Regions from separate parts of the Homo sapiens genome. Here region 1 is linked to region 2. Evidence: chromatin contacts called from ENCODE Hi-C data. All regions are on one chromosome and are shown on one strand. Each heading gives the region's core, a stretch centred on a gene start or an enhancer-like site at or near the end of the contact. The rest is flanking DNA. Distances are from core to core; before and after follow the strand shown. Region 1 has its middle 50 kb from the start of CDON. Region 2 holds the start of PUS3 (pseudouridine synthase 3).

Evidence for each region. Hi-C counts contacts between places; a loop is a spot of excess contacts on that map. Pooled maps may share reads with other maps.
Region 1: a map of gastrocnemius medialis shows a loop between it and region 2 (3-fold over the local background). The contact joins the enhancer-like site here to the promoter of PUS3 in region 2. A Hi-C loop is called at or near these places in 2 of 168 maps with a recorded cell type or tissue (ascending aorta and gastrocnemius medialis) and 6 of 50 pooled maps.

The regions. Positions count from the first base shown.
Region 1 is chr11:126,109,667-126,115,747 of GRCh38, forward strand. No RefSeq gene overlaps it. Among named protein-coding and RNA genes, the nearest start is that of CDON, 50 kb to the left of the region's middle. Within about 2 kb of position 4,090, at least 20 of the 41 ENCODE cell types and tissues checked have a DNase peak (open chromatin) inside an H3K27ac peak, as active enhancers do; they include ascending aorta and gastrocnemius medialis, where a contact is called at or near this core.
Region 2 is chr11:125,898,839-125,905,221 of GRCh38, forward strand. PUS3 (pseudouridine synthase 3) reads right to left here and starts at 4,368. Exons shown (of 4, transcript NM_031307.4): 1 at 4,332-4,368. It overlaps HYLS1 (HYLS1 centriolar and ciliogenesis associated), which reads left to right. Exons shown (of 3, transcript NM_001134793.2): 3 at 506-1,808. The coding sequence starts at 531. The coding sequence ends at 1,430. It overlaps DDX25 (DEAD-box helicase 25), which reads left to right and starts at 5,670. Exons shown (of 12, transcript NM_013264.5): 1 at 5,670-5,742; 2 at 6,374-6,383. The coding sequence starts at 5,680.

The DNA.
Region 1 (6,081 bases), core at 2,840-5,339, 210 kb after region 2:
GGGACAGTGGTGTCCTGTGGCCTCCAAATAGCTTTGCCCCATATAACCACAGCCCCTGCCCTGGGTCCCACAAGGCTCTGGTCAGCTCTTCTGACCGCCTCTGCCCTGTCCCTGGCTCAGCCCACACACCCCACCGTTCCAGCAAAGAGGACAAAAATGCACATCCACCCTATGGTGGTGACATCCTGCAGTTTGCTAATGAGAAACAAGTGGCCTTCCATGCTCAGTGCAGAGGGAGGAGGACAGAGTCCCACCTCAGGCCAAACCCACATTTCTGAGGTGGCAGAGGGTGACACGGCCAGGAGGGTGCAAAGGACTCCTCCACCTAGATGGCTCCTTGGACATGAAGGCCCTTGGCGGGGCAGCCTTCCCTCCTCCTCTCTCACACCACAGCCCTTCCTGTTATGGGGCACTGGACAGGGCTTGGATGTGGGCAGGAGGGCAGCCAAAGCCTGAGTCACTGGGAGGGGACAGCTGGGTCTTGAGTTGTGGTCTCCGTGGGGAGGACTGGGAGGATGGGGATGGGTGCAGAGGCTCTTCCTCTCCACTCCAGAAGAATCTCTTCGCCCTCGAGGTGTGAGCTGGAGGCCTGTCTCTGGAGCCCTCTGCAGCCGTCTCAAACCTCACTGCCCTTCTCAGCCTCCAAGGCCCACCTCCTTCTCTAGGGGCACCCACTCCCTCCTCTGCAACTCAGTTCTTTCTCGCCCCAGCCTCATTAGTCAAACAGAAAACAGAGGCCCATAGAAGGTCATTGACTCATTCTGGGTAACAGAGCAGTGTGAGGACTAACGTCTACTGCCTTAGACTCTGAGTAAAGCTGGAGACTCTGGCTGGACCCTTGGCACTGGAAAGAGGGACTGTCCCTGAGGCTGGGGTGACCTGGCATGTCTCTCCCAGTCTGGCCCACTGGCAGCTCCATGCCCAGCTCCACAGGCACAAGTAGGTCAAAGCCAGCCTCCCTGAGCAAAGCCTGCCTGACGCCTGCCCAGAACGCTTGCTGCCCCTCTCAGCTATCTGTCCAATGCACAGGCCTCTCTGGCACCATCCAAGGCTGCACACTGGCTCTTGCTACCTGCGTCCTGCATCTATGCCCTCCACACTCTGGGTCCCGGGGTCCTTGGTGACTCTCCTCTACAACACAGCAGCCTTGGGTTGTCTCTTTGCCTGGGTTTCAGTATCTTCCAGAGCTTTGGGAGGGAGAGCTTCCTTTCCCTCATCAGCCCAATGGAGCCCCGCTCAGTCAGGCTTGTGTAGCCTCCTGTGAAAGGGACTCAGTGTCTAGTGAGGGCCCATTTCCCGGTTCATAGATGGTGGCCTCTTGCTATATCCTCACATGGTAAGGGAGGCAGGGCAGCTCTCTGGGGCCTGTTTCATAAGTGCACTAACCCCATTCCCAGGGGCTCTGCCTCCATGACCTAATCACCTCCCAGGGACCCCACCTCCCAATACCATCACACTGGGGATTTTGTTTCAACACATGAATTCTGGAGAGACACAAACATTCAGACTCCAGCATTTCCAATACGACTCGAGCCCCACCACACCACCCAATTCTTGGCAGTCCCTTCCCTTGGCCCTTGTGGCTCCCAGAACCCACAGGGTCCCTGCACGCAAGGGACTGAGCCCCAGAGCCACACTGCGGCTGCCCTTTGACTTTTCCCAATGCCCTGTCCCATCCAGAGAATTGGACCTCCTTGGAATGATGCTGACCCAAAAGAAGGCTGATTTGCAGCACCCTCTGGGCTGCTGGCCCCGGGGCCGGTCCTCTCAGGGCCCAGCATGATGGCTGCCTCGCCCCAGCTCTCCTGTCTCACTCCAGACTCCCTCATGCCTTGGAGCTGAGCCTGCAGGAGCTGTGGCCAGGGCAGGTTCTGGACCCTACTCCACCTCCCTAGCCCCTCCTCTCTCCTCCAAGCAGTCCCGCAGTGGGTGCCAGCCCTGCCTGGGGCTCTGGCTGCATGACAATTTCCAGGCCTACCTTGCGTGGGGACTGGGGATTGGGCATGATAAGAAACAGCACATGACAGATGTAGAGGTTGGGAAGGTGGCCTGGGAAGGCCTCTGCAGTGTGGATGCAGAAAACTTGAAGCAGAGTGGCTGGCAACTGCCCAGTCCTGGGCTTCCCAGAATGAAGGGAAGCCAGACCTGGGGGTGGAGAGAGGGGCCAGAAGATGCCCTCATCTCCCATGGAGTCGCCTGTCTGCTCGCGGTGCTTTTTCCAAGCTGCTGGCACAGCTCCCTCGCAGGCTATTATTGTCAACACCCTCCCTGTTGCCTGGTGTCCCCATGGAGGGACACTGCCATTGGCCATGTCTTTGCCACACCCTGTCCTTGCCACATCCCAGAGACCTGGGAGAAAGGACTGGGGATTTGAGGTCCCCAGGCAGCCCATAATGCCGAGAGACCTCACTGCCCCTTAGCTGTCAAGCTCCTCTCTCCTTGGCTTCTCTTCTGTGAATTTGAGACCCCTCTCTGCCATTCTACCTATGTCTTCTCCAAAAGCCTAGGGAAGGAAGGATCTGAGTGATGGAGACCCCTCACTCCCACACACAGGAAACATCAGGATGAGAAGCCCACATCTCTCCTCACTGGTGTCTCCCAAACCCACCTTCTCAAGGGATCTTTAGCCCCCAGCCTAGCAGTAGGTAGCATGGGCTCATTTTGAACCATGAGCCCAGAGCCGGGCTGAGCCCTTTCTCCACTGAAGGCCAATCTCTTGCCTATCCCCTGCCACACAAGTTTCCCATCCATTCTGGAACACCCTTAGTCACAGACTGTCTGTGTGGACTAAGGGGAGGCTTAGGGTGGCAGTAGCTGGACACTGTCTATACCTATGTCACCGAGGGATGCAGGGGCAGCTATTTCCTGGAAGAAGAAAACAGAGAAGCCCAGAGACAGGCGGCGGGGAGACAGAGGCGGAGACCAAAAGCAGCATGACAGAGAGACAGGAGCTGGGGGAAGCAGAGAGGGCCAAATTGACACCACATGGCTGCCGCGCCAGACCCCAGGGCCCAGCAAACAGGCTTCATGCTGTCAGTTGCCATGGTGACAAACATGCAGGAAATATCCAAGATAACTAGAATAGTGGCAATAACATGTGTTCTGGATAAAACCTTCCGCGGCCCCACCCCCTCCAGTGTATTCGTTGCATTACTCAGGATAAACTTGGCTTTTGCACATTCACCTTCCCCGAGAGGCTGGGGCTGCGGGTCCTCGGGTTGTCGGGTGAAAGGCACGGCTGCCCTTGGGAAACGAGTGGACCTGAGGCAGATTTTTGCTCAGGAAAAAAAAGGTGTATTTTGTGCCTCTCACCTCACTCCTGCCTCTCCGAGTCTGGATTTGGGCACCCATATCCTTCTGCTCTGGAACGCGAAGGCCAAGAAGAGTCTGAATTCCTGTTTGAGGTCACATAGCAGGTCTGAGGACAGAGGGGACATCCTGGGAGGTCCTTCAGGAGCCCACAAAGCATCCCAAGGGAGTTCAAGATCCATCAAGAAGCCAAAGCTAACGTGAGGGCGCCTGAGGCCGTGTGCAAAGCTGGACACCCTGGCAGTGCCGGTGCCTCTGCTGGGGCAACACTGCCTCCACTCCCGAAGCAAGGGCAAGGTATCCCGGGGGAAGAGGCAGAGAAGGGAGGGAGGAACAGGGGCGCTTTGGGGCAGGTGACTCTGAGAAAAGGAAGAAAAGGACAAGTTTGGCCTGGTATTCACACAGAAAAGTGACTCCCACACCTGAGAGAATGGAAGGAAGTAAGGGGGACATCTCAGAAGAGAGCAGAGCCTCCTAGAAAGCACCCCCTATTCCCCCAGCTCCTAAAGATTGACAGAGGGTTGGGGGGGGCGGGCGTGCCAAAGTCACCACTAAAGGCCCAGCTGGAAGCCAGCCAAGACAGTTGGTGCCCACCAGACTGTTTGGATTCCCCCTGCACTCTCTGGGTTGCTGGCAGAAAAGATTCCGTGGAAAGGACGCGAGATTTCAAGTCCTGCCACCTACTGCCTGTACAACCTCAGTGAGGCCGGTGACTTCCCAGGGCTTCCATCCTCTGCTGGGTGGAGCTAACACTAACTTATCTCTCCAGGCTGCTAGGCGGAGTAAATGCCACAGGGCACGTGGGAGCACTTGGCACATTGTAAAGCTCTGTGTCCAAGCTGTTGAATGCTGTTGTGACTCAGGCAGAGAGCAGCAGGCAGGCCAGGGAGAGGTTGCAGGCAAAGGTTCATGTGAGGAGACTCTGGTTTTTCTAATGACACTACACCCAGATTTTCCGATCTAAACAACCAGCTTCAGTTGTGATTTCCCATGTTGGAAAGTTTCTGGAAAATGATCCATGATAGAAATGGGTTTGGGAATGGTCCACCTGGACACAGTGGCCCTTACTTGGCTTGGAGCATTCCCCTTGGGAATGCCAGAACCAATTCGTGGCCTAGTGGGACAAAGGGAGCCGTTCTACCCAATGACCCTTGCTCCTGACCCTCTTCAGTGACCACAATCCCAGCCAGCACCCCTCCACCCCCCACCACCAATCGGGAGCATGAGCCAGGTCTGGAAGCGGCCCTTAAATGACCTTTTAGACCCAAGTGAGGTTTCCCAGCTCCCTTGGGAATCTAGGGATCTTACAAACTGAGATGAAACCAGATTAGCTTCCATTTTTGCTGTTGGGAAGAGTGAAATTCACCCCACTCATCCCAAGTTCAAAGCCTTACTTTGGTACCATGTTGCAAGGAATGTGGATGGAGGTGAGACAGAGACAGGTAGGGAAAGCAAGAAATGGCTCAAGCCTTGGTGCTCAGCTTCCCCAGTAACTGCCAAGTGTAGGGAGGGACTGGCTCAGGGAATCCTGTTCCCCAAACCCAGGACCAAGACAAGACCACTGGAGGAGCAAGGAGCTGTCAGCCCCTCACAGGTGGCACACCAGCTGGGCATGCAGGGGAAAAGGCAGACCGAGGCTGGGCCCAGGACCTCCACCATCCTGGCTCCGGGGGAGGACAGCAGGAGGCCTGGTCGGCAGAACACCACCCACCACCTCCCCAGCTGGCTGCCTTCTCTGTATCTGGTTTCACTCTCTCCACACTTATTTGCCACACCAGCAGAAGAGGCAGCTTCAGTGGCAGAAGTCTGGGTGTGTGTGGTGGGGGTGGGGGATGATGGGGGCAGAGGTGGGTGGTGGAGTGATGGGGTAGAAGGAGGACCCAGACAATCCCAGTTGCTTCTCCAAACACTATCAGGAAAGTTCAGAGCAAATAAGAGCTCTAGATGGCTGGAGCCCAGAGGAGGGCCTAGTGCCTGCCTGCACCCTGTCTTCACAATTCCCTAGGGTGTTTGAGAGAAGCAGAGGCAAACTGTCCATTACAGAAAAGCCTTAACCTGAGAAGGGGGAACCCGGTCTCCCTTCCCTACTCCATAGCCCCAGCTGGGACTCCAGCCCAAGCGCCGTGGAAGGTGTGGGCAGAATACAGAGGCACAAAATCTGCCCCAAAGACTTCGGGGTATGGTGTTTCATGGTCCCAGGGTAGGGACATAGTGCCGGCAGCCACTTTTTTTCTGTTTGCCAAGGAGCTTTCTCCCTGGGGATTAACAGGGCCTTCCTGCCACCCCATCTGGCTGGTACAGGAGCCAGAACACCACCCCTGGCTGCCAGCCAGCCTGTGTCGGGGGAGCCAGGGCTCTCTCAGAGACTTACAGACGTGGTGCTGGGGCCTTAGGGCAGGAAGAGGGAGGCAGAGGCCTCTGGGGCCACCCAGCTGGGAAGTCCTGACCCTGAAATTCAGCCAGTCCCTACCTCTGGCCTGTGGCTGAGGGTGGACAGGGAGTCAGGAGGGTCTCTGTTTTGCCTTCCTCCTCTCTCTCTCTCTCTCTCTCTCTGTCTCTCACTCTCTCCTGAAGATAGGGAATATATAACCAATCTATAACCTGGAAGACTGAGGACAGGAGACTAGGAGGCAGTGGACTTCAGTCTTGGTAAGATGTGATCGCCCGTTGGAAAGGCCAAGCCTAACTAAGGGTGGACAAGCTCTTGGACAGGGTAGGAATGGGACTGAGAACCCACTGTCTCCTCCTCATACCACTGCCCACATTTTATCC
Region 2 (6,383 bases), core at 3,118-5,617:
TTAGAATTTCAGCTCCACTACTTACTAGCTGAGTAACCTTGGGCAAGTTATTTAACTTCCCTGTGCCTCATGTTATTCATCTGTGAAAAGCAGATAATCCCACAGCTGAAAATTACATGAATTAATAAATGTAAAGCACATAGAACAATGGCAGGCACATAAAGTACTCCCTAAGTACCTGTTACATAATGTGCATTAAGCAGTATGCCCCATATCATGTAGTTTCAAGCTTTTCTTATGCCAGAACTATACTGTCCTGTTTTAGGACCTGAAGGTGGCAAGACAGTAGAAAGCAGGAGTAAGAGTGGAAATGAAAGCAGGTAATAGATTCCCTAGAACTGAGTTAATGCCCCTCTAAACTGTTCTGATACTACCCTGTATTGAATTTATGATGGCCTTAGCCATTCTTTCTCCATTTGACTGCTATAAAACGGAGATAAGGGAATGAGCAATTTATGAGCTGGGAATTTATTATCAGAAAACTGACCAATGTTATCTCTTGCAGAAGGTCCTACAGTGTAGGGGAAGCAATGGAAGAACTTCTACCTGATGGACAAATATGGGCTAATATGGATCCAGAAGAACGAATGTTGGCAGCTGCTACAGCTTTTACCCACATCTGTGCAGGGCAGGGTGAAGGAGATGTCAGGAGAGAAGCCCAATCTATCCAATATGATCCCTACAGTAAAGCTTCAGTAGCCCCAGGGAAGCGACCTGCTCTTCCTGTGCAACTACAGTACCCACATGTAGAAAGTAATGTCCCTTCAGAAACAGTCTCTGAGGCCTCCCAAAGACTCCGAAAGCCAGTGATGAAGAGAAAGGTGCTGCGCAGAAAGCCAGATGGGGAAGTATTAGTAACAGATGAGTCGATTATCAGTGAATCAGAATCTGGTACAGAAAATGATCAGGATCTCTGGGACTTAAGACAAAGGCTGATGAATGTACAGTTCCAGGAAGACAAGGAATCTTCATTTGATGTTTCACAAAAATTTAACCTACCACATGAATACCAAGGAATTTCTCAAGATCAGCTCATTTGCTCTCTACAAAGAGAAGGAATGGGCTCTCCAGCTTACGAACAAGACCTGATTGTTGCCAGCAGACCCAAGTCCTTTATTCTCCCAAAGCTGGACCAGTTAAGCCGAAACCGGGGCAAGACAGACCGGGTAGCCCGGTATTTTGAGTACAAACGGGACTGGGACTCAATACGTTTACCTGGTGAAGATCATAGAAAGGAATTACGCTGGGGTGTCCGAGAGCAGATGCTTTGTCGAGCAGAACCCCAATCCAAACCTCAGCATATATATGTCCCAAACAATTATCTAGTACCAACAGAGAAGAAAAGGTCTGCACTCCGTTGGGGTGTTCGTTGTGACCTTGCAAATGGTGTCATACCCAGGAAGCTTCCCTTCCCTCTTTCTCCTTCTTAAATCTTTTTAAACTTCTTTCACAGGATTGTTTGAGATAACCTAGCTCTTTATATCTTCCCTTTTAAATAGAAACAACTGTCTTGAGAAGCTCTTCGAAACATTTTATGGTAAGGACTTCACCTATCATTGGTCTTTCCTAGCTATATATCACATTGGTATCAGATGATACTTCCAAATTGCCACTCAAATCCAGCAATTGCAAGATAAATCATATCAGAGAAAGAACAACAGACCTGGTCTTTCTATTTTGTCAAATTAGTAAGGGCCCTTTGTGTCCTGTAACTTTTTTTACCTATCAATATGAGTTGCTGTGCTTCAGTGTGTGTTTTTTAAGTTGCTGGGCATTACACTTACCAATTAAAGAATTTTGGAAATTCATGAACTTGAACATTATTTCATGAAATACTTGCCTAAGATGATCTTGAACCTGGGCTATGATGAGAGCTCAAAAGAAGGAACAAGCCGGGCGCGGTGGCTCACGCCTGTAATCCCAGCACTTTGGGAGGCTGAGGCGGGCGGATCACGAGGTCAGGAGATCGAGACCATCCTGGCTAACACGGCGAAACCCCGTCTCTACTAAAAATACAAAAAATTAGCCGGGCGAGGTGGCGGGCGCCTGTAGTCCCAGCTACTCGGGAGGCTGAGGCAGGAGAATGGCGTGAACCCCAGGGGGCGGGGCCTGCAGTGAGCCGAGATTGCGCCACTGCACTCCAGCCTGGGCGACAGCGAGACTCCGTCTCAAAAAAAAAAAAAAAAAAAGAAGGAACAAAAACCTGCCTTTTACATAGTCCTAAAGGATGGGAGAGGTTAACAACATGGATAGCCTCATTACTAAAGGTGTACAACAAATCCAAGTAGCTTTAAAATACTTTCTAACAAATGCCCCAAAACAGTACCATATAACATACAGGATTCAAACTTGTTTTATTTCAGAATTATTTCATTAATATTTTGCCTGCCAGCTGTTATTTCTGGAATACCATTCTTTTTATAATTTGCCCCTGAGATTTTTGTAGGAATTATGCATCATTTGGAAGGGTATTCCTACTCCAGTAGAAATTCAAACTAGTAACATCTGGAATCAGATGCAAACATAAATACCAATATGAACCTAGCCTGTTTGGGTGCAGATCAAAATAGGAATTCTGCTCACCTTAAATTGTAATTTATCTGTTCTTGATATTTCTGACCCAACGGGGACCATCTAAAATCTGAAAGTTGTCAGTTTTAACACCAGAGGCCAGAAGAATGATAGTACAGTTTGCTTGTTCACAGAGAAAAAGTTCTAACATAAAGGTGAATGACCTTGACCGTTACTATCTGCGAAAATCATTTTCCCTGTAACATTTAAAGCCACATAATTCACACATTCACCCAGTTCTATTTGTTAGGCATTTGTCTGGAAAAGAAGTAATCAATGACTCAGGTACATGTAGGATATACTCACCGCAAAAAAGTAGAAACTGCAAACTGTCCACCAACAGTGGAATAGTAAATGTCTTTAAAGACATTAGAATATTAAATAGTCATTGGGAATCTTGGGAAAGTAATATGGGAAGGTGAAATTAAGTGACATGAATGTATCATAAACTATACAGGATGATCTCAGTACACACAGGGAAAGATCAAAACCTAACGAGTAGTGGGATTAAAGGTAATTTGTATTTATACCTCGACTTTTTATGAGGTCAAAAATTACATGGTGATTTTAACATGCAAAACACTCCAGTGATTATTTGGATCTCAAAGTCCAACATTACCAAAGTCTCCAAAGTTCAACTCCCGTGCTAACTAAAGAACTAGGCCAGGGAGTGAGTCTAGTTGGTCATAAGGCAGATTTGTGGCAAAAACAGGACTTGGTACACTACAGTGCTTTTTCCAGCACACCTTACCCTAATTCAGGGTGAAGTGCAGGAGTTCCCAAGCAGACGTTTAAAGTAACACCCTGGCCAGGGCTGCGAAGTAACCACAGAGAGGGAATTCGTGTGTCCCCTAAGCACCAATTACAAACTAAAACGGCCATCACCAGATGTTCCATACATTGGGCCAGGCGCCGTGGCTCACGCCTGTCATCCCAACATTTTGAGAGGCCAAGACGGGGTGGTGGCGGGGGGGAGGGGGGGTCGCTCGAAGTCAGGAGTTCGAGACCAACCTGGGCAACACAGCGAGACCGTGTGTTAATTAAAAAATTAAAAACTAGGCTGCCAAGATGGCGCACGCCTGCAGTCCCAGCTAGTTGGAGGCTGAGGTGGAAGGATCGCTTGAGCCCAGGAGGTAGAGGCTGCAGTGAGCAGTGATCACGCCACTTCACTCAGCCTGGGCGACAGTCTTAAAAAAAAAAAAAAAAAAGTCCTAATCTCAGGAACCAGTGGGTTAACACATAAATAGCATTCCTCTTGATAAACTTTATATTAATCCAAAGGGAAGAAGAGGGAGTACTGTCCAAAGGATTAGCAGACACGCACTATGATCACTAGAAAGCAATCGTGGTCTGTATGTAAGGCAATCCCCAAAATAATTTGAAAATTGCTGCCACAGCCTCCCACATACTCCTGGGTTCTCAACTTCTACTGTTTTATGAGCACCCAATTCTAAGTGGGGCAGCAGAGCACTTTTGTACTCCACAGTACAAGTACCACTGAAGCTCCCGTCACAACGGAATTAAAGACGACCCTACTGCGGCGAGTTTCCACCGAGAGCTCCAGAAAGTACCAGGCACAAAAGAAAAATACATGGTCTTAAGCGAGGTCTCATTTCCATACGGCAATGCTTTCCTGAAAAGACCAAAGTATGTGAAAGAGGGCAAAAAGAAGACAACAGACAACCGTTCAGCAGTGTGTCCATTTGTCCCTTCCCCTGTGGAACCCAGAAAGTAACCCACTCCAAAAATCCCACACTTACTTTCCGGCAGCCGGCCGCGCCGCGTTTCCGAGAAAGGAAGCTGTCACTGTGCGTCTTCTGCGCAGGCGCCCGAGCCCTCATGGGAGGTGTAGTCCAAGTTTGTGGGAAATGTAGTTCTGAGAACCGAGCTTGGTGCTAGAATCTACCTGAGGTTTTCTAGTCCAGCTACCGTTTCTCCGCCCACAGGGCAGAATCTGGGCCTGTGGCGGGACAGCAATAAAAGGAGGAATTGTAGTGCTACGCTAAAATAATAGAAAAAAGGTAATTTTTCAAATTCTGCTATCCTTATACGAAAACTAAAAGATTGAAGATCTTGGCTCGATTTTATACCTAGTTAAATGAGAAGAAAGTTACCATTGAGAGACAAAAACATTTACTATTAGAATTCAAATTAAAAGCTGAAATGAATATGATAATCTCAAAACAAACGACTAGGTGCCCTGAGAGTGACCGAACAGAGCGGGGAGCGTTGCTTCAGCACCACGGAGAGATCATGACTGCAGTTTCGTGTGGGTTTTTGTATTTTTGCCCCCAATTCCAGAAATGCTGATCAAAATCTCAAAATTACAATTAGAAAACTGGGGGGCGGGGGGGAGGTGGAATTTGGTTCTTTCGTCCAAATTGAGCGGTCATTAAATCATTAGTACCAGGGATCCAGGGATCTATACCGGATTATGCAAACGCATGTAGGACGTAGAGGTTATACCGAAAGGTAATGTTTTTAACAAGAGACCACATTTCAGAATAAAAGCTTTAAAAAGCCTATGTGGAACATCACAGGTATCTAGGGCAGGAACAGCAGTTAGAGCTTGAACAGTTCTGCTTCCTTTCCGCAACTGTGGCATTCGAGGTCATTCGTCATATCAAATTCATCAGATTTTGTCTCCACTTTGCTAACCAATTCGCTAACCTTTCTGACATCTTGTGATGTGGAGGCGGAAATTTCCAGGGAAACCGACACGGGGCGTAAAGCGCGGCGGGGAGTCCGGGGGGCTCCCGCCTGGAGGGCTGTGTGAGCGGCGGGCCGCGGGGCGGCGCGGGGGGCGCTCTCCACTCTGCGGAAGCTGCCCCCTCTGCCCTCCGGTCCGCGCCCTTTCGCCCCGCTCTCTGCCCTCCGCCCCGCTCTCTGCCCTCCGCCCCGCTCTCTGCCCCCCGCCCCGCTCTCTGCCCTCCGCCCCTTCCGCGCGCCACCCAGCCTTCCAGCGCCTGCGCGCCGCACCGCGGTGGTCGCGGGCGCGGACGCGGACGCCTGCCCCCTAAGGAAGCCCATTGGCCAGCGGATGGGGCCAGCACCGCCTCGCGCCGGTGGTGGAAGCACGTGCTGGGGGCGGGAGCAGCAATCGCAGCCATGGCGTCGTTACTGTGGGGAGGCGACGCAGGGGCGGCGGAGAGCGAGCGGCTGAACAGCCACGTAACCGCCACCGAGCCGGGGGGCCACAGCCGCGGGGGTGGAGCTCCCACTCGCAGAGGGAGATCGGCTGGGAGGGGAGGGAGAGCCCGCGAGCGTTCGAAGTGGGGCGTCAGATGCTGGAGGGGAGATGCGGGAAGGGTTTGGAAGAGGGCCACAGAGGGAGACCCCGTCCCCACCCCCACGAGAGGCAAGACCTTTGGTTAGAAAGGGCAAAAATGACGACCCCTGGAAATCCAGGGTGGGAACGCAGCTGGTAGTCCCAGCTAGACCCCGAGTTTTCTACTCTGCCCATTTGCCCATTAAGCCTCACCTCGCTTCCATCCATTTGCCAGCGCACTTTCCTAGCCACCCTCCCCTTGTTGGTGCCGTGAGCCCCAAGTACTGCCCAACTCTAAACTAGAGGCCTAGGAAAGAGAAACTGCATGTACAGGGAATACAGAAAATCTCCAATTTTAGGGTAACTCATACAGGAAACCCAACCTTGAAAGGAATCTGCTGCTACCTAATATTGCAAAGGAAGCAATACCCGGGTGTCCTTCCCTGAATCCCTCCCAGCCCCTGTGGTAGGGAAGCACTGGGCTGCTTGAGGGCTTGCATCCTAATATTGGTTGAAATTTGTGTCTCTCAATAGTTTTCAAACC